Linked DNA regions of Homo sapiens: all the other regions are linked to region 1. The links are chromatin loops, found by intact Hi-C in ENCODE. Cell type or tissue: mammary epithelial cell. All regions are shown on one strand.

Region 1 (8,000 bases):
CAAGGGCTATGGGTGTTGGGAGCTAGGAACTGTAGACAAAAATTAATATATATCATAACACACACATCGCCCCTCAAATTTCAAGGGAGGCTAGGACGTGGAGATTTTAGCTTTCACTGCTTTCGTAGGAGATAACAATGTAAAAGAAGTGAGTTGGAAATGATATCAGCCAAACTGTAGTGTTTGCCACAATTGTGGACAGACTAAATCCCTTTCCAATCTCTCTCTGGTAGTCAGAAGTGATTGATTTCATTATGTTCTCGATATTTCATTATCATGCTCCTTCCCTAATTTCACATAGCATACCATTTGTTTAAAAATTAAATACCCACTCTGTAGGCTGCATTAGAACAAGGATAGTAATCACGATGATATTGATTTGTTCATTAAATCCCACAATTACTGTTTGATTATTGAGTATCTGTCTACATTGCCAAGCACTGAGATACAATGTTCACTGATGTATATTTCCTCTCATTGAAAATGTCTTATCTATACCATGCTTTATCAATTAGGAATGCTTTTAGCTACTAAAAGGAGAAAATTCAACTCATAGTGATTTAAACCATATTAAAAATCTATAATTTACTTTTTAAATAATTCAAATGGAGGTGAGAAGCTCTACAATGTTAGATCACTGGGAGTATGTCTCTGTGACCCCCCACCTGGTTACAAGAAGGCTGCTAGAGCTCTAAACACCTTCAAGAATGTGCCCGAAGACAGTCATGATGGTGAGAGAACTATTCTCTCACGTCTCCTTATTTTATCAGAGAATACAATCTTCCCCAGAGGCCTCCTTAGCAAACTCATTGGCTACAGCAGGATCAAGTGGCCATTACTTGCTTTAAGGGATGCTAGAAGAGTATCTGGTGAGAAGGGAGAGGGGATTGTGAATTAATACTGGGTAGCCAACCAAGAGTGTTGTCATAAACACTTTATAGCTTTCCATATACTGTCGCATTCATGATCTCATCTTGTGACTCAATGAGACTACTATCCAAACATACTGGAAACCCAAACCTGGAATAGGTGTTATAAGTGGCATCTGCTATGTGGGAACTTCTGGCTGTGAAGTAATTTAATGGTCCTTTAAAGGTACAAATTTAATGCAAAGGGGCTTAAATAAATTATAATGCATTTTGCTTACAAAGTGTGCATGGAAGAACATAAGGAGTAATTCAGAAGATATTATAGTTTAGTAAGATAATTAGAAAGAGAAATCAAGATATGTGGATTATAGCCTCAGCTTTGGGTAAGACACTGGAAGAATTTCGAGCCTCTGTTTTGTCAGCTGTAAAATTACATACTTGAACAAGATTAGATGATCTCTAAATTCCTTCTCAAAGATAAGAGGACCCATATAACCATGATGCTGGAAGTTGTGAGCTTAAAAAAAATTAAAATAACCTATTTCAATCTCTTTTTAACAATGAGATAACTTAGGGCTTGGGAAGATCACCATTTGTCTGAATTCACTTATTTAAGTTAGAAATTTGAGTCCCAGTATTATACTTTCACAAATAATTGATATTGCATCCTGAAAGATTTTTAAAAATTTGGCCTCTTCTGTCATTTTTTTTTTCATTTTAGGCAGAATCTCTGTGATAGCATTTACTCTGCTTAAGAGAGTGCAAATAATGAGATTTTTTTAAAAGTCATTTTTTAGCTGTAAATTTTTGGGCAAATTACTTCTTATCCTTGCGGTAAAATAATAATTATTCCTTCTTCATAATTTTTCTTTTCTTTTTTGAGGACTGGATAAGTAATCTATTAAGGGACCTTAATGTACTAACACACAGCAAGGAGTCAATCTGTAGTAACCATGATTATCATTAATATGTCTCCAGCCAGCACTTGCGCTTAAGCTTTCTCACACTTAAGAAAGTGTTTGAGAGCAATTTCCCCTGCAGGTTGTACGGAGGTGACTCCGATTCTCACTATTATTCTTTTGTCTTTTATGATCATATCTTCCACCATCATATTATATAGGTATGAAGGCTCTGTGTAATAACTAAGGGTGTGGTACCTAACTGGAAGTCAGACCAATCATTCTTATGCTGTCACTGAAACCAGTAACCGGTGATTTGTAAGAGAAGAGTTAAAACAACTTAAACTCAACAACAACACCAAAAACAAAAACACTTAAATTGGGGATTCTGAATATGGGATTCATGGATGGGCTTTAAGGGAATGGGAAACCACCTGATATTTCATTCAAATGATTGACATTTTGGCCCAGGTAATTTTGGGGACTGTCCTGTGCACTGTATTTAGCAGAATCTCGGGTCTTTACCAACTAGATGCCAGTAATACTCCCCATTCATGGGTTATGATAATCAAAATTATCTTCAGACCTTGCCAAATATCCCTTTCCTTCTTCAGAATCGCTGTGGTAAAGCTTTATATGTCCGCGCATTTTTTTTTCTGGAAGGCTTATCAGTTTCATCGTATTTTTTAAAAGACCTGTGACCTCAAAAGGCTTGGAATCAATCACTTAAGGTCTTTCAAAATAATAATAAAAGAACACATATCTCCAGCTGTCGTTGTGGGAAAAATGTACACCATCACGGCTAATTAAAATGGTGCAGTCTGAAAATCTGCTATGAAATATATACCTACCAATTTATTACTTTCAACTCCTCTAAAAAGACACCTCACAAAAACTATATCTGGGAAACTGTCTACTTCAAAAACTGCTGTTCCCAGATGGCATACTTCTTAAAATACTGTGTTCAGCAGAGACTCCCACAGTCATCTACTGAATCTAGCTCTAAACTTCTAAAGGGGTTAGTGCTAATGACAAGTGGAAAAAGTCCTCAAGTCCAGAGGGGAACTAAAAATCAGTTGTTTCTCAGAAAAGAAATCAAACGATGGAATAAATTGCAAAATTGATCAGGAGGCAGGATGGAGGAGAAGGGAGGGAGGAAGTGAAGGGAAAGGGAGGGAGGGAGGGAGAGAGAGACAGAGAAACAGCAAGAGAGAGAGAGAGAGACCTTTGAAAGAGTGTATCTCTTGGGAGAGGCTCGCTAGAGGTCCGCCCCTGCCTTCTCCCTGGCTCGTCTGGAAAGGCAGCTGCCCCCATGCCATACATGAGCCTTGGGCTGTCTGCTGTGCTTTAATTCCCACGTCCACAACCGCCTCATTCACCGCCTTCCAAAGTGACCACTTCTCAAAAGCCTCCTCAAATCTCAAAGGGGCCACTTTACCCACTCTTTAAGGCCCTCTTTCCCGTCTACGGCTTCTTTTAACGGCGGCAGGAAAACAGGAGCATAAACCCGAACAGTAAACCCAGAAAAGCCCCAACAGGCAAAGTGTGTCATCTTCCGTGGCTCCTCGGGGTCACCCAGGAAGACAAGCAACTTTCTCCCATACTTCTCGGTCTGTCTGCCTTCCCCACTCAGCTTTGAATGAGACGCAGGGAGAGGGGGCGCGAGGGGGCTCGGGGCTAGGGGAGGAGCCGCGAAAGCTGCCCCCGGGGGTGGGCCTGGACCCGCGCGGACAGCGGGGCACCCCCCCACTCCCTTCCCGGCGCTCCAGGAACGTCCCCGGTGCGTCCTGGGTCTGTCTGCGCGGAGTTCCCCGGGGCGCGAGGGGAGGGGACTGGAGAAAGAGGAGGGCCGGGCAGCGGAGGGGAGGAGGCGGTGCGTGCCTCGCCTGCCAAAGGGAGATCCGCTCCTCTGCGTGCGATCCCCGGCGCCCGCGCGCGCCCACAGCGCTCCGCCAGAGCTGCCGCCGCGGACTCGCCGGGAGTGGGGGTCTCCGCTGGTGCCAGCCCGCTTCTGGAGACCCTCCGCCTCCTGCCAACCCCTGCTCTTCCAGGTCGGGCCCCGGGGTTCTGCGGCTGTTAGGGACAGAGGCAAAGAAGGGCAGGACGGTCCGGTTTCCCGTGGATGTTCCCGCCCGAGAAAGACAGCAAGTTGTGTGTGCGCCCGGGACGCGGGAGGGAAGGTGGCCGCCGCCCGCCAGCCATGTAAGTAAATCACTCGGCTGCCCCGTGGGCGTGGGCTCCGCTGCTTTCTCCCGGGCTCCCTCTCTGCCCCGGAGCCGGAGTTGGGCTGCTCCCGGGCTCCGGACTTCCTGAGCTCGGCGGATCCGTCGGCTCTGCCTGCCAGCCGCGTCCGCTCTTGGCGTCTGCCTCCGGGGGGTGCTGCCTTCCCATCCTTATCCCCTCCCTTCGTCCAGAGCCGGCTGGAAAATGCCTCTTGCCCCCTTTTAGAATGGAGGGATCATTGTGTGTCTCCATGGGTGGAGTGGCTCGGTGAGGCAATGGCAGGGGGCTAAATATGGGCTTGTCTTGGCGAGGGCGCCTCACCGCAGTTGGAGATGGGGGCCCCCTGCCCGCAGGCCACCCCCTGCTGGTCTTCCCCAGCCTCGTGGCCCAGATAGATCAACTTCAGCCCTGACTGCAGTTGACAAGATTAGAAAAAAAAGTAGTAGCCGACCTCCCGTTTGAGTGACATCCAGAACTGAAAATGGGCGGTGGTTAGAGAAAAAAACGGGTAGGGGCGAGGTGAAGAAAGGGGGAAATTTGCTATGGACCCTGAAAGCTGGAGTTAGGGGTCCTGGGGGTGGAATTCTAGGGTGGATGGGCTCTGTGCTTCTGTATTCATTTCTTTATGGAAAGTGTGAGAAATGGTTAAGGAACTCTTTTTGAAAGGCTGGGGTGGAAGTAGATGCCCCTGGAACCATTTGGATGACTGGGGTTTGATGTAGCATACTGGGAAGTATGGATTGCTGTTCAAATTAGACAATCATTCAGTGGGAGAAATGATTGCAATAGAACTGTTGGAATCAATGAATCAAAACTGCAGACTCAAAATAAGTCATACACAGGCATTCTTTTACACTAGAAGATGTTAAGACTAAAGAAATTCTGAAATGCTGCTGAATGAGTACAAAGAGTGTCTGGTAATAGTTCTGTACTGTGGGTGCCTCCGCAGACCATAATGCTTGTTAAATTTATGGTACTCTGCAATTGTGAAAAATTATCCTAATTAGTTTGTTTGGCTCATGCAGAGAGTTAATGCACCCTTAAAGGGACATAGAAAAGTTGCAACAAACTATGAGCATGAACTTGCAAGCCAAAAAATGGAAATCATGGCATGGTTCATTTTATTTTAATTGTTTATTGCCCAGTGAAAGTGCTACATTACTTTTAATGTGAGTATATAATATATAGAATGAATTCATTGGCCTGTCAAATAAAAATCGGGCGTTTCTTTAAGTAAATAGCTGTCAGAGTTAATTTGGAAATATTTACGGAAGATAAAGACATGAAAAAGCTTTGAGCTGGTTTGACAAAAATCGAGTTATGAAGCTCATAGAGAGAATTAGTTCTTCCCACTTTTAAAGTGTTGAGGCAAGTCTCAATGTTTATTAATTGAAAATTGTAGACTAGCTGAAACAGTGTTATCACTTCTTTTAATGCCTTTAATTTTTAATGTTTCCTGTTGTTTTACCAGGGACCATCATCTTTAGTGCAGAGGATGGAAAGTTGATGCCCAGTAAGACTGAAGATCCATTCTGCATTACGGAACTGTGGATTATCTGTGGGTCCCTGGTGATTTCACACCTTCATTCACTCCTGCAGTCCCTGAACACTTACTTGGGGTCCTCATTGCCCTATCTGGTGAAAGATGGCATCCAGCCTGACTTGTACTGGAGTAATCTGGGCTTTGCTGTCTTTTCTTTGTGCTGCCACCTCCTGCGTGGGGTTCTTTATGCCTTACTGGCTCTGGGGATCACAGCTGGGCAAGCCTGTGTCCTTCGGTACCTTCCGGAGGTGCTCATATCCTGTGCATGATGAGAGTCGGCAGATGATGGTGATGGTGGAGGAATGTGGGCGCTATGCCTCCTTCCAGGGCATCCCCAGCGCAGAATGGAGGATCTGCACCATAGTGACCGGCCTGGGTTGTGGCCTCCTCCTCCTGGTGGCGCTCACTGCCCTCATGGGTTGCTGTGTTTCCGACCTCATCTCCAGGACAGTGGGAAGAGTGGCTGGAGGAATTCAGTTTCTTGGGGGTAAGTGACTTGCTGAGCTTGAGTTGTTTACTGGAATCCCAAAGCAGTATTAAAAGTTATGTTTCAGTTGTCTACTGAGATTATTATAAATGACACCTGGAATGCATAAGAGAAATAGATTTGGAATGGCTTTGATGATAGGTTGCCAAAGTCAAGATTATTGTCAGAATTGCTGCTTTACAACTTCAAGAGTTCTTAATTTCTGTACATATACATCACTGGCCTGCTAAGTGCCACCTATGTGAAACAGTAACATCTAGGTTGTTTGAGGTGTAGTAGGGGCGACAGTTTGGATTTTATAGCTTCTTGTTCGTTATGTTAAACAATAGACAATTAGATTATCTTTGTCTTCATGGAATCCTCGGGTCTTTAAAGGTAAAGATTTCACAGAAAAGTGGAAAAGGTTTTTGATTCAACATTGTTATCATGAACCTCTAATACACTTTGGTGGATGCAAAATTTACTCTTGCCCAATCTTAAACTCTATTTCTAAATAAATGTTAACTATTTTAAATGAGAGATCAGTTTTATATAACAACTATGAACTTAACTATTCTACAGAGATAGCTATCCACTTAATTACCTTGTTAGGTCTTAACTTTCCTGGGTGCTCTTGCTGTGGAAAAAAAGAAAAGGGATATTTAGCAAATGATGTGTGCTTGTCCCAGATGGACTGGATAGTTTCACTAACGCCAGAAAAGGTTTGATTTTTACTTGGATTCCCTCCAGCAAGTATTGCTTCAATATCTTTGGTCATATGGTTTTAATTGTACTTTATGTATTTTCCACTGTGCTTTTCACCTCCATTCTTCAACCTGACTGGCTGAACTTGTCTGATTTACAGTCCACCCTGGTGAAATATGACAACCTCCATAGATAGTGCAGAGTGAAGGGAAATAGGAAGCCTGGAAAACTTATACAATGTATTTGGAACTTCATTACAAAGTAAAGGTCTGTTACTCCCTCATTTGGTGTTTTCTTACAGTCTTTTGTGAAGAATCCAGAAGAAGAAAAATGAATTAAAAATGAGTAGTTGTGAGACAGTCTCCCCATATTAGAGAACCCCAATGGATTATTTCAGAGTATTTAATATAAAACTTTCAAGTAACATTTTCAGTAAAGTTTAATTCTTGTGCTGAAAATGCAAGTGGCAAAGTTTTGTGTTTTGAAATGAGATAGAAAGTTTTGTTTTAAAGTGAGATAGAATTGTCCATTCTTTCCTTACTGATGTAACTTTGTTCTCATTTGGGTTTTTTCCCATTGGGTTTGCACCTTAGTCCCTCCCGGGAGGCAGTGTGGGGGACCTACCTGTCATCTCTTTACAGCTTCAATGTTTAACACTGACAAAAGTCTTGCATGTGATATGTATATTTACACAGGTATGTACTTAAAACTATTAGGAAACCTAAAGAAGTTGTCATTGAAAGTGGAAATGTAAATTCAGAGTTTGAAAACTTACAAATTTTAAGAATAGATTTTAAGAATAGAATTAATGCCAAGAGTATTTAAAATTTTTTTCTGTAAGAATAAAGTTGGTCTGCTGTTTGTGTTTCACTTGGCTCAGGAAAAATGCTTAAGCAGTTTCATTTTCTCCTCTTATGGTAAATATTGCTTTCCATTTTTCCTTCATTTTAGGGCAGGGCCTGCTATTATTTCTGGCAGAACAGGAAAATGCTTACAAAGAGAAATCAGTTTTTATTGATTATCTTTAAACGTGTAATGAAGGAAGGCAACAGGAAGTGAATCTGAGACCCATGAGATTTATGGTTCCTTCCCTAAGCTATGTATAGATTTTTTTTGAATTATATAGAGCTAAATGTTCTACTTTACAGAATACCCAAGGGGACAGACAATTGGGGAAATTATATATATTTTTAAAGAACCATGTTTTTTTCTTTGTGAGTACTTTTCATGAACTCTGGCTTGGTAAGAGTTACTGACATTAAGCTAAGAGTATAGTTTGTTAGTAGCAGCTGGCC
Region 2 (8,000 bases), 190 kb after region 1:
GGTAAGCACTCTCCTGTTTGCTTCTTTTAGAACAGTTCTTTTAAGTGCTTGTCTTACTATTTCTCCCCCATGATGCTGGCAACATTCATTGCTACTTACAGAAAGAAGACACAAAGGATGAATGATCCATTAACCAAACCTACCTAAAGAGGTTCAAATTGAGGTATGGATTACATTTTGATGGGCAAAGGCGTACTCTGTAAGTTGAGGATTATATAGTAACCCAGACCTTAATCTTCAGACACTCCAAAGTCTTTGGAAAATAAGCCTTATTTCTGAGAGTGTGATGTGCCTCAATTAGGAAAAGAGCTGTGGGAGAAGAGTGAATACAGACTCCAGATAGCCTGATTTGAAGGAGGCTTGCCTGTTAGCGTAAAGGCCAGGGGCAGCTAAGCAGGTGCAAACACAGCTGGTGATCCAGACCTTCTAGGAACACACAGGCTGTTAGGCTGTGCATTTTCTATAAAAGCGCTTTGTGCTTTGTTCACTTTATTGAAAATCATTATTCTCGACATTTTTACTTCTGTAAAAGAAATATGTATCTTATTAAGAGTTATAAAAAGTACTTGGATTTTTAAATATATTTCTAAAAAAAATTTAGTCAATCATAACCTATATTGGTGAGGTTTACCTTAGGGAAAGACTCTCAGGAAAAGATAGAAAAATAACTTATGAACTCTTTGCAAGCAGGAGAATATGATTGTTAAAAATCTATATGGGCCTAATATTTATACAACTCGAAATGATTAAATTTTTTAAAAAAATTTCTTCATCTGTCCTTCATTTCTGAAATGATTAAAACCTTTAAAAAAATAAGATTTAGAAAGAATCATGAACTTAAACTACTTTGCTCAATTAGGAATATTACAACTTTAGTAAAAGCTAAAACATTTTGATTCATTTCAGAAGACTAATTCAACTCTTATTTCACATATAATGAATGAGACATTTATTGGTTATAAAGCTTTTCACTTTTTGTTTCCTTACTTATCCAGAGAAGAGGATGGGAATACCAAATATGTTTTGAAACCATTTCATCCAAAGCTGGCTGGAAATGTTTCTCTTTTTCTTTGTTCAATGATAGGTAAAACACTGTAACTTTAGAGCACTGTGATCACATTAGTGACATCAGCTTAAACTTAGGGACTAGGGAGAGATGAAGGAATTGTAGTTGTATTTCACAAGAAGTCCAGAGTAGAGAAACAACTCATTATTTGCCATTTTTTTCACATCTAAAAGTGTTCTCTTTCATAAGCAAGATTGGGGTCAGGACAAAAGGGAGTGCAGCCTGTTCTGGGTTTTGTTGAAGCTGTCTCCAGAAGCTAAGTAGATGGACTGGTACAGCCCACATTTGAAATGTAGACTGATTCACCTACTTACTAATTGGGAAGCTAAATCCATGCCCTAACCATTTCTTAAAAAATAAATATTATAAAATAAAATAAGGAAAACATTACTGAAACGTTTAAGGAAGGTGAATCTGTGGAATCTGTATTCTGATCATTGGGCAGCAATATTTGTGTATCACTAAACATTACACCCATTTCCCACCTTTATCTCCCAGGCAGCTCAGGATGAATGGGATTCTTTACATGCTGTAAAGTCGGCAAGGCTGTTTGGTCACAGCAGAAATTTCATGTTAATGCCAAAGATTACTAGAGTAGAAGATAGGAAAGGCAAAGCTGTTTAATTTTGTCAAAGATAAGACAATATTGTGAGGTTTCTGTGACTGAATCAGATATTGTATTTTATAAATGAAGAAAATGCACAACCGCTATTGGGAGCTTCAAGGAATTCTGCTTTAATGAGGGGCCTTGCCGATCTTTATCATTTAAAGTGGATGATAATCTTTAGGGGCTGCACACATTCAAGCTGACATTCTCTTCCACCCTACTTTTAATATGCAGCTTTTACTTCCCCCAGACGCTACTTGCATTGTTAGGAGATTTCTGGATAAAATGTACATAAGTCTGTTAAAAATAAGGGAGTAAGAGAAAAGTTAGACATGGCCAATTCCTTTTACTCAGATTTTAGTTATATGGCATTCTGGAAAAAAAAAAAAAAAAAAAGACCAAAAAAACTTTACCCTTTAAAAAAAAATCTTATTTTAGGAATCAGAGCATACTTCTAGGCAATCATTTCATTTTGAATCTATTATATTCCATTTGTTCTTTAAGTTCATTGAATATTTAAAAATCCCTGCAGCATTTTTTTCAAATCCCATGTAAAGAATTAGCAGCTAATTTGGCATACTACAGTATTCATAAGATAAAATATGTAAGTAAGATTGACCAGGACTTACTTGTTTATTTCATGCATTCATTTATTTTACCAGGACAGGGTGGGAGTGGGATGGTGGAGTGGGAAGAGTAGATGTGGGGTTTGTTTGGTTTTGTTTTAATTTGGGCTTATCTTAGAAGATGTGAAATGCCTTGTTTTGATGCAGATCTGTCTGTGGATTGGGTGCTAGGACACAAGACTAACACTCTTTCTCTCCCCACATAATGCTCTAAATCTTGCAACAATACTGACTCAATGACTTCAAATCCCATGCTCCTTTCTTCCTTTCTTTCGCTTTCTAAACATGTTTGTGTTATGAATCATACTCAGACACAGGGCCCATTTGATGGCTGGGGCTGGGTCTCCTTGTCACCACCCCAGTCAATTGGAATGCAGCCCACAAAGTCGCCCCTGCCCCGGCCCAGGAGCTCCGCCTGGCTGGGTGAGTTCATTGATGTGCTGAATATCACAAAGACTTAATTCTGTGCTGAAAGGTTAAAAAGAAGCGGGGAGGGGAAAGAAGAGAGGAATAAAGATGAGGTCCGTGGAGAATGGTTAATTCAGCTAATGAATTTTTGCAGAATGGCTAACAAGGAAGAATTTTGCTTAAGGAAAATTGGTCCTTGATGTGACTCCTTCCCTCCGTCTCTTTTGCCTTTTGAGCGGGTGGAAAGTTAGAGGAGCTGTTAGTTAAATGACAGAGGGAAATAGAAAGATGTATTTTCAAAAGGCAAAACAAAAACTACCACTTTGGCTTCCAATTCATGCTTTGAGGAATGTCAGCTTCTCACAGCGTTGCTCCGGCCGCCCCTGCCCCATTTAATATTATGCAGCTGGTGTGACCTAATTTAGCCTCTGGGGGCACCCAAGTCAGAGCAGTTGAGGGCTTCACACAGATTCTTCTGCAACATGTCTGTTAACCAACAGTGCCTTTGGGAAAAAGCTTGGGTAGTTAGTCTTTTTGGTAGAGTCCAGTCCTGTCCTGTTTCAAGAGGGATATGAATAAGGCAGGATGATTCCAAAGAAGAGAAAAGACACTGGACACTGGTAAGAAGTGTAATAAAAGCAACTTGGCCTATCCCACCTTTGTTTCTTCCTGGAGTTAAGAGGAGTCTCCCTACACCTTCGGGCTCTTCTAAACTTGGAATAACCTAAATGTATCGGCAGGCTAGAAGAAATCTGCAGATGACATTTTAAAACAAAAACATGTTCATGTTTAAGAAGAAAACCCTTATGTGATTGTACAAGATGTATTCATTATTCAAGTACCTGTGACAAATGTTCATATGCCTATGGTAGACAAGAAGATAAAAATAGGTGCTGGGACTAGCAGAACTCAGGTTTTAACAACTTTAGGAGGAAAATTTGATTTGCATGCCATTTACAAATTTTTTCTACCACCTCTGACATCAGAATTATAAATGTTTAAAAAACTGCACAATGACTTTATAACTTTCCTGTATTTGATTTATGTTCACACAAACTGTAAAAGAGAGAAAGCTAGCACTTTCTCTTTTCTCTTGCAATTACATACTGCATTCACACATTAAGTACATGAAACTGATACCACTGTTCTCCAGCTGCAGACTTTTGACTTTATTGCCCAAATATTCAGAGGTTGTATGGAAAAGGAGCTCAAGGTAGGGGAAGGGAAAAGGCATTTTATTCTCTACCTTTTTGTCCTTTAAACTGTATGATCAAAAGTATCATTGTGTGGCACCACAGTTGGGGAAAACATAGAGTAAATGAACTGGAGAATGAATTGGCCTAATATAATGGAGTTTCATGCCTCCTCTTTTTTTTTTTTAACATATTAAGGTTCATTCATTCAACAAACATGTGCTAAGCATCTGTAATATGTCTGGCATTGTTCTCAACCCTTGGGATACATTAATGAACAAAACAGATAAACATATCAGCCCTCCTTGGGTTTATATTCTAGGGCTTGATCATTGAGTCAATAGAACCTGATTCAAATTGTTCAGATTATTTTTCCCCACATAGTCTTACTACTCTTACTCTCATCAAAGACGTCAGTTCATATTAATTTTCTTTACCATTTCTGTTGCAATTTACATTTGCTCAGTACTCTAACTTCAGTCGTTACCCAAGGAGACTGCATAATCTCATTTCTTGGACATTTCTTCATTTCACATCCATTCTGTCATTATACACTTGCTATGGACAGAGAATCTAGGGGTGATGTCTGAAGGACCTTTCTAGTCCTGATTCTGCAAATATCTAAGCATCAAATGTCTACTCAAGGTAGGTAAGTATTGTTTTCTTTCTTTCTTCGTAATGTATTGAACAAAGTTCAAGGAGGCAAACTGGCTGCAAATGAGAAAGGCTTGAAAAGTGTCAAGGTTTAGACTTCTCACTTTGAATTCAGCACTGAGACTATGAAGCTTTGCTGCTTGTTGTATTTATTCTCCCATTCATTTATGCATTTATTAATCCTTCATCCAGTACACCTTCGGTTACTGCAAAACTATGAGCCAGACACTGCCCCAGCTGCCAAGGGGAGCAAAGATATGCCAGAAAGCCACTGCCCCCTGGAGTTCAGTCTGGTGGGGCACCGGGATGCTTCTTTGCAAGCACAGTTCTTAATTTCAATTCATGAAGGACTTAAGTGTTTCTTCAGCTTGCTTTTGTTTTTTGTTTTTTTTTTTTTCAGTATTTTTATGGCAAGCTGTCTTTGCCAGCAGAGGAATACACTATTAACATGTTGAACACAGACCTGAGTTCTTCCACATGTGCGTATGCATACACATGCATGTGCATACACATGCACAAAAATTTGTTTTTCCTCAACTTTGCTGAACTACTTTTCCTTCAGTTATCGGCTGAGGCAATATAGTAGTATGCAAGCTTTTCAGAAATCCAACGGGATTCATGCCCAGCTGAGTTATTTCACTCTGCGTTCTGTGTCAGTTCCTGGAAATTAACAATAGAGCATTTCACTTTGGTCTTTGATCCCACCAGCTCAGTCATGGTATTTTTCCAGATGTTTCCGTCTTAGGTTGCTATTACAAAAAAGCACAGCACAAGTTAAACTAGGACAAGTTGGCCTGTCCTGGGGTCTGAGGAATGTGTTTTCCACCAAATAAACTGGTCATGTGCCACAGACGGGTTAGAAAGGGAAACTCAGACTTTATAATCAGAGTGATCCTTTTCATTGTGTGTTTAGGAAAAAGTACCATGTCCACCCCCAGTAATTTGACTCAAGACCCTGTAGCTTCTCAAAGACATTGATTTGGCCTGGTTCTAGTAAAAATGATTTGTGTTTTGAAATAAGTTACCATGCTATTTTCTCTCAGGTTAATTTACCCTAGCCTGTATAATACTCTTAGGGGTCTAAATGCCAACAGGCATAGGAAAAAACCTCAGTTGCCAGTAATTATATCATTTAGGTGGTTGGGCAGAGATAAGACAAATAATTGGTGTTATCATGCCTTCTATCCAAGTTTTGTAAGCAAGAATTTCATAGCATGTTTTAACACAAATGGCAAAAAAAATAAGCCCACAGCAGCTTGAAGCATTATATGTGAAATTTACTAAACTAGAAATAAGAAGAAGAAGTGAAAACAGTACCCCAAGAAAGTCCCAGAAGACTGATAACACCAAATGCAGGGGCCCTTGCTCTACCTCAACTCCAGCCCAAATCCACCATGAAGACTCCCTCAGTTGTCCTGAAACACATGCCCTGAAGCATAATGTGGTATTATAAAATAAATTTCCTGAAAAATGACAAGATAAGCTTCTAATGAACTGTGGCTAAAATCTGATACTGGAAAGAGGAAGATGGAAGATGGAATTAGGAAGATGTTGTGTGAATGTTGACACATATTCTCACAGCTAATGCTTATTTTATTAAGCATTTCTCATTTGGTTTGTGCTACTACTAACTCATAACATTATTTATTGAGCTTGATTTCCAAATAGGTAATATCTTTCTAAATGCTTTTATACCCTGTGATCTGGCAATTTCACCCCTCCATATAGTCCATACAAAAATGTATAGATATGTGAATGAAACGGCATATGAGAATGTTCCCAGAATTATTTTTTTGAGCAATCAAACACTGGAAATTGTCCAAATGCCTATGAACAGTAGAGTGGATAAATTGTGGTATATTCACATAATGAAATGCTATGCAGCAATGAAAATAAACCAATTCTAATTATACTCATCACTATGGATGAGTCTCGTAAACATAAATTTGAGTCAAAGAAGCCATAGCAAAAGAGTCCATAATTTATGATTCCATTTATTTAAGTACAAAGAGAGGCAAAACCAATCTATTTTGTCAGGAGGTAGGATAACCCTTGGGAAGGGGTGGTGATTAAAAAGGAATAGAAGGAAGGCTACTGGGGTGCTGGTTGATTCTTTTTAATGTTTGTAAAGTTTACATGGTGTCTTCAGCTTATGAAAATTCCTTGAGCTCTGACCTTATATGTACACTTGTCAATATGCATGTTAGAGTTTAATACACTTGTGCAAATGCAAACATATGTTCACTTATTAAAGACAGCAACACAACAGAAAAATTCATTTAAAACTTACTTAAAGAAAAAAAAAAAAAAAACTAGTCGGTTGTGATGACACACGCCTGTAGTCCCAGATACACAGGAGGTTGAGGCAGGAGGATCTCTTGAGCAGAGAGGTTGAGGCCAGCCTGGGCAACATAGTGAGACCCACCCCCCCTACCCCCAATTCCTAAAAAAAAAAAAAAAAAATCCTGAGTAGTTTCGGGTTTGACATTTAAATAAGAACATAATTTACGAATATTTTAATCTTATTTTCCTACTTTAAAGATTAGGATATTTTCCTGAGTACATATCAATGTGGATACATTTCATAGTTATTATTTGACCACAGGCTCTGAAGAATTGGCATAAAATATTGCATAATACAAGTATGTTAAATTGGATTAAAATGAATAACAAATGCTATTTTTCCTTCGTTAAATATTCCAGATTTCTTTGATTAGATATCATCTCTCCCTCTTTTGAAAGTCCACAATATGTTGTATTTCACTTAGCGATGCATATATTGTACTACTTTGTATTATGTCTAATTTTATAAACTCCTTGGGGTAGAGTTAGGGCTCGTTCATCTTTGAATCTACTGTGATATCTGCAGAAGGCAGGTGTAATATAGTGAAGATGTTAAGAGAGTGCCTACTGGTGCTAGACATGGGTTCAGGTTCCCTTGCTGCCATTTACAATTTTTTTCTTTTTTTTTTTTTGAGACGGGAGTATTGCTCTGTTGACCAGGCTGGAGTGCAATGGTGCAATCTCGGCTCACTGCAACCTCCGCCTCCCGGGTTCGAGCAGTTCTCTGCCTCAGCCTCCCGAGTAGCTGGGATTACAGGAGCCCGCCACCACACCTGGCTAATTTTTTAATTTTTAGTAGGGACAGGGTTTCACAATCTTGGCCAGGCTGGTCTTGAATTCCTGACCTCGTGATCCACCCGCCTTGGCCTCCCAAAGTGCTGGGATTACAGGCGTGAGCCACTGCACCTGGCCTACAATTTGTATAAATTTGGGGAAGTAGTCTCTCTGTACTTCAGTTTCTTCTTTATAAAATGGGAACAATTGTGGCATCTGCCTCTTAATGTTGTGAAATTAATCAATCGCCAGAAAGCTCTGAGGACAGTTCCCAAAACATAGTTAGTTCTCAAGAATTGCTAGCTGCTATTTTTAGGCATGGTAGTATA
Region 3 (8,000 bases), 96 kb after region 1:
AAAAATTTAAAGTAATGATTACAAATACCAGTAATTTAATTTCAGGTTTAAGTTGTATATTTCAAACTGTAGTTTTCCTCTTCAATTATTTTTTGTTTTATTTTGTTTTATATAACTTTTTCACTCAGGAAGCAAAGTTGTCCACTTCTGTAAATTTCTGTAATATTTCCATTTAGCTAGTTCTGTAACTCCTGACTTTCTACCTGCTTCTCCATTGTGTGTGTGTGTGTTTTCTCTTTCTAGAAAGATGTGTTCTGATCTCTTGATTGACATAAGGTTTGTTGAAGAACTGAGGTTATAGATCCAATGATTTCAGACTTATGTAAAACACTATAGTTTCTCAGGCATCTGCTATCCCCACCCCACAATGCTAAAAGTAAAACACCTGCAGCAGCTGGAGAAAATTGGTTCTGGACTTTCAGTTTCTAATGACCTACCCCTGGGGAGAAACAAACAGCTCTCTTGGCAGTTACTACAGACATCGCCACCTCAGTTTGCCCCAGGGCAAAAGTTACACTGCTGGAAAAGTGTCAGGTGAAAACAGGTTTTATAATTAAGGACAAAAAAATAAAGGAAACTTGGTGAATCTTTCTTATAAACCAGTGCTGCTCAGAATATATAATTTGACAGATTTAACTCTACCTTCAGTGGGTGGTGCTGCAATGTTTAATTAGTTTTTACTCTCACGTGAAGTGCTTTGATTGTATAGGACTCCAGAGCAATGCATATTTATCATTACGCCTCATTGTTACCATCTGCAGAGCAGTCAGTAACCATCAGCAGATGGGCAATTGAGTGGGATTCAGTCTTCCTGCAGGATTCTCTTTGAGCACCGTGAGTTTCTGTCTTAGAGCCTATTTTATTTCTTGTAATCTGTAAATTGTTACTTTTATATCGTCTGGTTCATGCCAGTTGTAGTATTTTTATTTTATTTTTTTGAGACCAGGTCTCACTCTGTCACCCAGGCTGGAGTGCAGAGGCACAGTCATGGCTGACTGCAGCCTCACCCTTCCTCTCAGCCTCCCAAGTAGCTGGGACTACAGGCACATGCCACCCTGCCTGGCTAATTTTTTAAATTTTTGTACAGATGAGGTCTTGCTATATTGCTCAGGCTGGTCTCAAATTTCTGGACTCAAGGGATCCTCCCTCCTCAGCCTCCTACAGTGCTGGGATTACAGGCGTGAGCCACTGTGCCTGGCCCCATCTTTATTTTAAAGCCCCTTCTTTATTGGTCATTTTGGCATTCCTAAAGAAAAAGCATTGATAATACTGGAATAGAAGAAAGCTTTAAAATAGTCCAAAAAATTTTTTAAAAGAAATATAAAATAGCAAAATAAAAAAATCAAATTTAAAAATAGGCATATACAAAAAAAAACTTCAGCGCATACCTTAAACCAACTTCAGCACATACCTTAATCCAGAGTTAATCTGAACCGTAGTATGTTCCTAAATCTCAAACCCCAACTATAAAACTTCTAGAAGAAAAGAGAAAAAGGAAATATTTATGACCTCGTGTTAGGCTAAGATTTCTTAGATATGACATTAAAGGTGTGATGGATAAAAGAAAAAAAAATGAATGACTATTTGCAAATCACATACCCGATAAAGGATTTGTATCCAAATTATTTAAAAATATTCAAAACTTGATAATAAGAAAACAATGCAATTAAAAATGGGCAAAATGTTTGGACAAATATATGGATGGCAAATACCCACATGAGAAGATGTTCACCATCGTTTCATGGATGGCAAATAACCACATAAAAAGATGTTCACCATCATTTATCATTTAGGAAATGCAAATTAAAACCACCGTGAGATACCATTCAGTGCTTACTAGAATGACTAAAGTTAAAAAGACTAACCATACGAAGCATAAATGAGAATGTGGATCAACTGGGAGTTTCATACACTGCTGGTGGCAATGTAAAATGGTACAACCATTTTAGAAAACAATTTGGCAACTTCTTTAAAAAGTTAAATACATATATACTGTATTACCCGAGCCAGTCCATTCATAGGTATCTACTAAAGAGAAATGAGAGCATGTATTCATATAAAGAGTTGTGTATGAGTTTTGTTAGTTGCTATATTTCTAGGAATGCTATTAGCCCCAAACTGGAAACAATGAAGATGTCCATCAGTAGGTGAACTGATAAACAATATTGGGATATATCCATACACTGGAATATTATTTACCAGTGAAAAGGAATGAATTTATAATACATGCAACAATGCAGATAAATCTCAAAATAATTATGCTGAGTGAAAGAAGCAAAACAAAAAGAGTACATACTGTATGATTCCATTAATATAAAATTCTTGAAAATTCAAACAGATCAATTGTGAAAGAAAGCAGATGGATGGTTTTCTAGGATGGGGAGTATAGAATGGAATCGGGGAGGAAGAAATTACAAAGTAGTATGAGGAAATGTGATCAGGTAATAGATATACTTATTATCTTAATTGTGGTGATGGTTTTGCCATTGTATGTGCATCAAAATTTATCAATTGTGTACTTCAGGTATGTTAATGTAATTATATGTAAATTATGGCCTGGGGCAGTGGCTCATGCCTATAATCCCAGCACTTTGGGAGGCCCAGGCGGGTGGATCACCTGAGGTCAGGAGTTCAAGACCAGCCTGGCCAACATGGTGAAACCCCACCTTTACTAAAAATACAAAAATTAGCCAGGCGTGGTTGTGCACACCTGTAATCCCAGCTACTCGGGAGGCTGAGGCAGGAGAATCACTTGAACCTGGGAGGCGGAAATTGATTGCAGTGAGCCGAGATGGCGCCATTGCACTCTAGCCTGGGCAACAGAGCGTGACTCTGCCTCAAAAAAAAAAAAGTAAATTACAACTTAATAACACTATTAAAAAGAAAAAGAGGGAAAAGAAAGGGGAGGGGAGAAAAAAAGGGAAGGAAGGAAAAGAGAAAGAAATGGGAGGGAGGGAGGGAAGGAAAGAAGGGAGGAAGGAAGGAAGGGAGGGGAGGCAAGATAAAGCCTGGACTTGAAATCAGAGACAAATCTTGGATTTATCATTTACTTGCTGTGTACCTGTGGATAAACTGCATAGCCTCTCTGAACTCAGTTTTTCTTTTCTGTAAAATGAAGTTAATAATATCTACCACATACTCAGATACTGTAGGTAAAACTATTTTTCTATATGCAGATTGCTCAAAAAATATTTGGTATTATTATGAATATTACTGATGGTATTTGACAAGCAGATACAAACTGCAGCAATTTCAATATTTGGCATTATTATGAATATTACTGATGGTATTTGACAAGCAGATACAAACTGCAGCAATTTCAATATTTGGCATTATTATGAATATTACTGATGGTATTTGACAAGCAGATACAAACTGCAGCAATTTGGGGCATTTCCCACATACTTTGGGGAGAAATGCCTGCAGTCCTTTGAGATGGGAGGGGGTGTTAAAGTGGATGTGATGTAGAGAGAAGCAGCAAGAATGTTTATCTTTTTCTGTGAGAGGGAAAATAAAACCCCAAACTTGCTAGACCTCTGACGGCACAGGAAATGCACTGCAGCTTCCCTCCTGTCTGGGGTCTACAGGTCCTAGCATGCAATGGCCTGATTTCATGTGGGCCACAGAGCACTGCTTGTAAGGACGTGTAGCTTCTGTTGGCTACCCGTGATGGAGAGGAACTGAAGCAGAAATGGGCAATAAATTCTTAATGCATTGCACACATTACGCATCATGTTATTTTTAAACAAAAGGCATACCTTGCATTTTCCCAGTAAGCTAGAATGCATTTATGTTTACCAAAAGGTGGCCAACTATTGCTTGGATAACCCGAACAGCTTTTATAAGCACAAACGTGTTTATACAAACTTGTTTAGAAACATGCATGCACTGTTCAAAAAAATTTGCAGTTTTTCTTTCCATTAAACATCTCCTTCTTGGCTAGCTCAGAGTGTGGAAGTAAACTCAAAGCACTAAGCCATTTAAAATAGAAATCAGAATTTAATAAGGGAATGTCATGTTTCATTTAAAAGCTTATCTTCACCTCCTTTTCTTGTGCTGTCAAGTGAAAGAAAAGCTAGCTTTATAATTACATAGCTGCCTCAGCTTTAGCTTATATGTGAGATCTCACATTATTTTTCCACACCTTCCCCCCCACCTCCCTATCCCACCTCCTTCCTTCTCTGCCATTCAACCCTTTCCCACCCTGACTTGCTTTCTTATGCTTCTTAAGGAGCTGACAGAATGATGGAGCTCTGTTGATTAAGCTGCTGAGTGGCGGTGGCCCTTATTAATTTAGGGGTCACAAGCAAAAAATGAAATGAAATAAAATAAAATAAATGACTTTAGTGTGAAATGTTTCTCACTGTGGATCATCATCCTAGCCTGGCTGGATAGAAAATTAGGTGATTTTGGTTTCCACTGCTCAGAAGAGCGTGAAATCCCATGGGACTCAACTTTGACAAATGTTTACTATCTTCTCTGAGGTCCTTTCTCACAGTTGGTCTTCGTATTCATCACTGAACACCATTAGGATCCTCACCCCTTGTTAAGAACTTGGCCAAGGAATTAGCAGCGGGACCCTCAGGTGCTCTTTCACATACATTTTTATGGTAGCCTCTTCTTGTTTTCCTAATCACATCTATTAACCGCACTGTTGATCACAGAATATTACGTCCACAGAAGCCAGAGCTGAATATTGGAAATCATATTGTTCCCTAGAAACTGTTATTGTAAGGAAGTAATGTAAAAGATCATAGTGTAGTATAAAACCATATTATTATACTTGGGGCTGTTTTGTCTGTAAAAAGAGATAGTTCTTGCTTGATCACCTGCATGACAAGGTGATCAGTTTTGAATGCAGGCTTTATCTGAGTTGAGTGGTTAGAGGTTAAAAGGAGAGATGTTCCGCAGATCCTTTATAATAAATGATGAGGACTGAGAAATTATTGATAGCTCCTCTGTGGCAGTAAGATAATGCATCCTTGTTTAGAGGATAATATTTTCATTTGTAATATAGACAAAATGTCATTTAGAAAATGTATAAAAGTGGATAATACCCTTCACTCTATCACTGGAAATCTGTAGTGGGTACAGACCTAATGAAGTTTCTCAGCTTTAGAAGGAACCAAGAGAGTCAGCTATTCTCTGTCTCACCTGTGAATCCCTCCACAGCACCCCCAAACCTTGTTTGACACATTCGGTGAGAAGGAACTTGCTACCTCACTGTTACTGGATAGTTATATCAGAAAATTCATCCTTCTTTTAGCCAAAATCAGCCTCTCAGGAATTGAACTAGTTGATTAAACTCTGCCTTCTGGAGCCTCTGAGGATAAATCAAATCTGTTTCTGCCAGGAAGCCCTTCATGTGTTTTTTTTTTTTAGACAGTTCTCGTATCTCCTCTGAAGTTCTCTTTTCCTCCACCAAGTAACATAATCCTCATTTCTTTCAGTAGTTTGTCACTCAACCTCCTCTGGGGTCTTGCGCAATTCCTTATGCATAGTAGGCCTTCAGTGAATGTTTGAGTTGACAGATTCCTGACATCAATTATGTTCTGAGTTCCACTGAGATTCTACTGACAACTGTCTTCTACTCCGATTCCGCTCTCTAGAATGTGGAAATAGCAGTGATTCTGAGGATGTTTTCATGCTGATAACATCTATACCTGATTGATGTTAAACCATTCTCTTGACCTCACGTTTCCTCCTGGAATGGTTGACTGGTCCTCCCTTCCTTTCTCTTTTGCGTTTGCATCAATTCCCAGAGAAGAATGTTTAAGAGAAAAAGGTGTGTTTGTGTAAATGAATCTAAAATGAAAGATCTAGGAAAGAAGCCTAAGCTTTGGGGGAACATACAAGTCCTTTCATCTTTCCTAGTTGATGGAAAAAACTAGAAATTGTAGTTGTAGTTAAATTCATTTTAATTCATTCATTTATGTAATGAGCCAGGTCATTTTTATTTATTTCAGGAAGGTCATGTACATTGAAAATGACATTATACAATTTCCTCTGCGGTTTTGGCAGCATATATGACAGCAGGCAAAGATGTAGGGGAATATGCTTATTCCTGAGCATAAGTACTAGAATTAGAAGTGTGGGGTTTCCTCCCCAGTTTCATGTGTGACAGCACTAACCTTCAGTACCTCAGAATGTGACTGTATTTGCAGATAGTCTTTAAAAAGTTAATTAAGTTAAAATGAAGTCATTAGAGAGGGCCTTAATCCAATGTAACTGGTGTCCTTAGTAGAAGAGGAGAGTAGGATACAGACAAGTACAGAGGGAAGGACCATGTAGGATGAGCAAGAAGGGGACCACCTGCAATGCCAGCCAAGGAGAGAGGCCTCCGGAGAAACCAAACCTGCCAGCATCTTGATCTTGGACTTCCAGCCTCCAGAACTGTGGGAAAAGAATGTTTGTTGTTTAAGCCACCCAGTGTGTGATACTTCATATGTGAGCTCTAGTAAACTAATACAGCGAGGAAATCTTCTAATTTAAATTCTGAAATATGCAGTCGAATTAAGATTAAAGAAAAGATTTAAGATCCCATAAGATATAACTACAAATATTTGGTCATTAATGATAATGTTGGATCTACTAATCTTATTCATCTGGATTTATTAATCTGAAATAATACCAGTCCTTCCCATTTAAGTTTTGAAAGGAAAATTTATAAAACATTGTGATTAAACTATATGCTTTAAAACATTATTCTGTGCTACAGATATATTAATATAATTTAAAACATGTTAGTGATCCTTCCGGTGACTCACTGATGCCTTGCCTCACCACAGTCATATATTTATTATTTAGGTTGGTGCAAAAGCAATTTTTGCCATTAAAAGTGATGGCACTATCAAAGCTAACATTTTTGGCAATGGAATGATATACCAAAACTTCTAATTTTACCATGTTATCATCTTTCTTATTTATACATGGTCTGCCAGCATGTTTAATTGTTAGACTCTTCAAGAACTTTTGGAGGAAGCTTTTTGTATTTGACTTGTCAAAAGGCACATTCTGGGAAATTGATCTGGGCCCTAAATAGGCATTCAGCAAGTTATTGGCAAAATAAGTCTGCTTGTCAAACTGTGGGTGACCTACTAGTGAGTTGCAGCCAAGACTTAATAAAGTAAATTTGAATAGAATTGGATAGAGAATATCAGTGTACAGACATAGTAAGGTTACGTATTGTGTAAAATTTCTTTCAATTATATTCATTAATTCAACAAATATTGAGCACCTACTGCATACCAAGCACTGTTCTAGGTGCTTGGGATACATCATTAGACTGACAAAAATCCTTGGCCTCATGGAGCTTTCTCTGTAGTGGGAAAGATAAATAATAATTAGCACAATAAGTAAATTGTGTGGTATGTTAGAAGCTGATTGTGCTATGGCAAAAAGAAACAAAGTGGCAGGAGGGGATTGGGAGTTATGGTAGTATGTGGGGGGGATGGTTGCAATTTTAGATATTAATAAAATGGTCAGGTAGGCCTTATTGAGCTGCTGTTTGATCAGAGACAGGAGGCAAGAGAGTTGACCATGTGGATATCTGGAAGAAACGTGTTAGAGGCAGAGGGAACAGTCAGTGCAAAGGCACAAAGGTGGGAATTCCTAGAATGTCTGTAGAATGGCTGGGAGGCTAGTGCCTTTGTGAGGAATGAGGGAGGGAGCGATGTGTCCAGTGGTTGAGGGTGCCGGGTCAGGTAGCATTTATAAGTCACTGTAAGCATTCTGGCTGTTCTGAGTGCAGCTTGGAACCACCCAGAGTTCTGGGCATAGGACTCACATATGTATGGATTGTAATTGAAAATGCATTTATTGGCTAGGTGTGGTGGCTTGTGGCTGTAATCCCAGCACTTTGGAAGGCCAAGGTGGGAGGACTGCTTGAACCCAGTAGTTTGAGTCTGCCATAAGCTATGATCGCACCACTGCCCTCAAACCTGGGTGACAGAGCAAGACCTTGTCTCTAAAATAAATAAATAAGATACAACAATAATAAA

What was found. Hi-C counts contacts between places; a loop is a spot of excess contacts. Peaks named below come from ENCODE experiments on the same cell type or tissue, not always from the same donor. Only the 100,000 strongest peaks of a DNase experiment are listed, where the experiment ranks them.
Region 2: a loop joins it to region 1, with 13 times the contacts of the local background. A loop is called at or near these places in 83 of 110 quality-filtered maps.
Region 3: a loop joins it to region 1, with 8 times the contacts of the local background. A loop is called at or near these places in 11 of 110 quality-filtered maps.

What each region holds. Positions count from the first base shown.
Region 1 is chr13:39,598,853-39,606,852 of GRCh38, reverse strand. LHFPL6 (LHFPL tetraspan subfamily member 6) reads left to right here and starts at 3,660. Exons shown (of 4, transcript NM_005780.3): 1 at 3,660-3,970; 2 at 5,463-6,021. The coding sequence starts at 5,637. It overlaps LOC112268119 (protein SPT2 homolog), which reads right to left and starts at 5,529. Exons shown (of 4, transcript XM_035861111.2): 1 at 5,460-5,529; 2 at 4,313-4,403; 3 at 3,211-4,209. The coding sequence starts at 5,529. RefSeq lists a silencer at 3,466-3,765. In mammary epithelial cell, CTCF peaks have their summits at 4,162 (motif pointing right) and 5,928; DNase peaks (open chromatin) are centred at 3,612 and 4,122; H3K4me3 peaks cover 1,953 bases; H3K27ac peaks cover 1,998 bases.
Region 2 is chr13:39,412,452-39,420,451 of GRCh38, reverse strand. All of the region lies in intron 2 of LHFPL6 (LHFPL tetraspan subfamily member 6), which reads left to right. Among named protein-coding and RNA genes, the nearest start is that of LHFPL6, 190 kb to the left of the region's middle. RefSeq lists an enhancer at 2,467-3,409. In mammary epithelial cell, CTCF peaks have their summits at 3,131 and 4,842 (motif pointing left); no DNase peak of the experiment used is centred here.
Region 3 is chr13:39,502,878-39,510,877 of GRCh38, reverse strand. The region is part of intron 2 of LHFPL6 (LHFPL tetraspan subfamily member 6); the gene reads left to right. LOC105370170 (a long non-coding RNA gene) reads right to left here and starts at 5,572. Exons shown (of 4, transcript XR_007063765.1): 1 at 5,155-5,572; 2 at 1,412-1,475. In mammary epithelial cell, no CTCF peak of the experiment used is centred here; DNase peaks (open chromatin) are centred at 467 and 3,617; H3K4me3 peaks cover 262 bases; H3K27ac peaks cover 1,644 bases.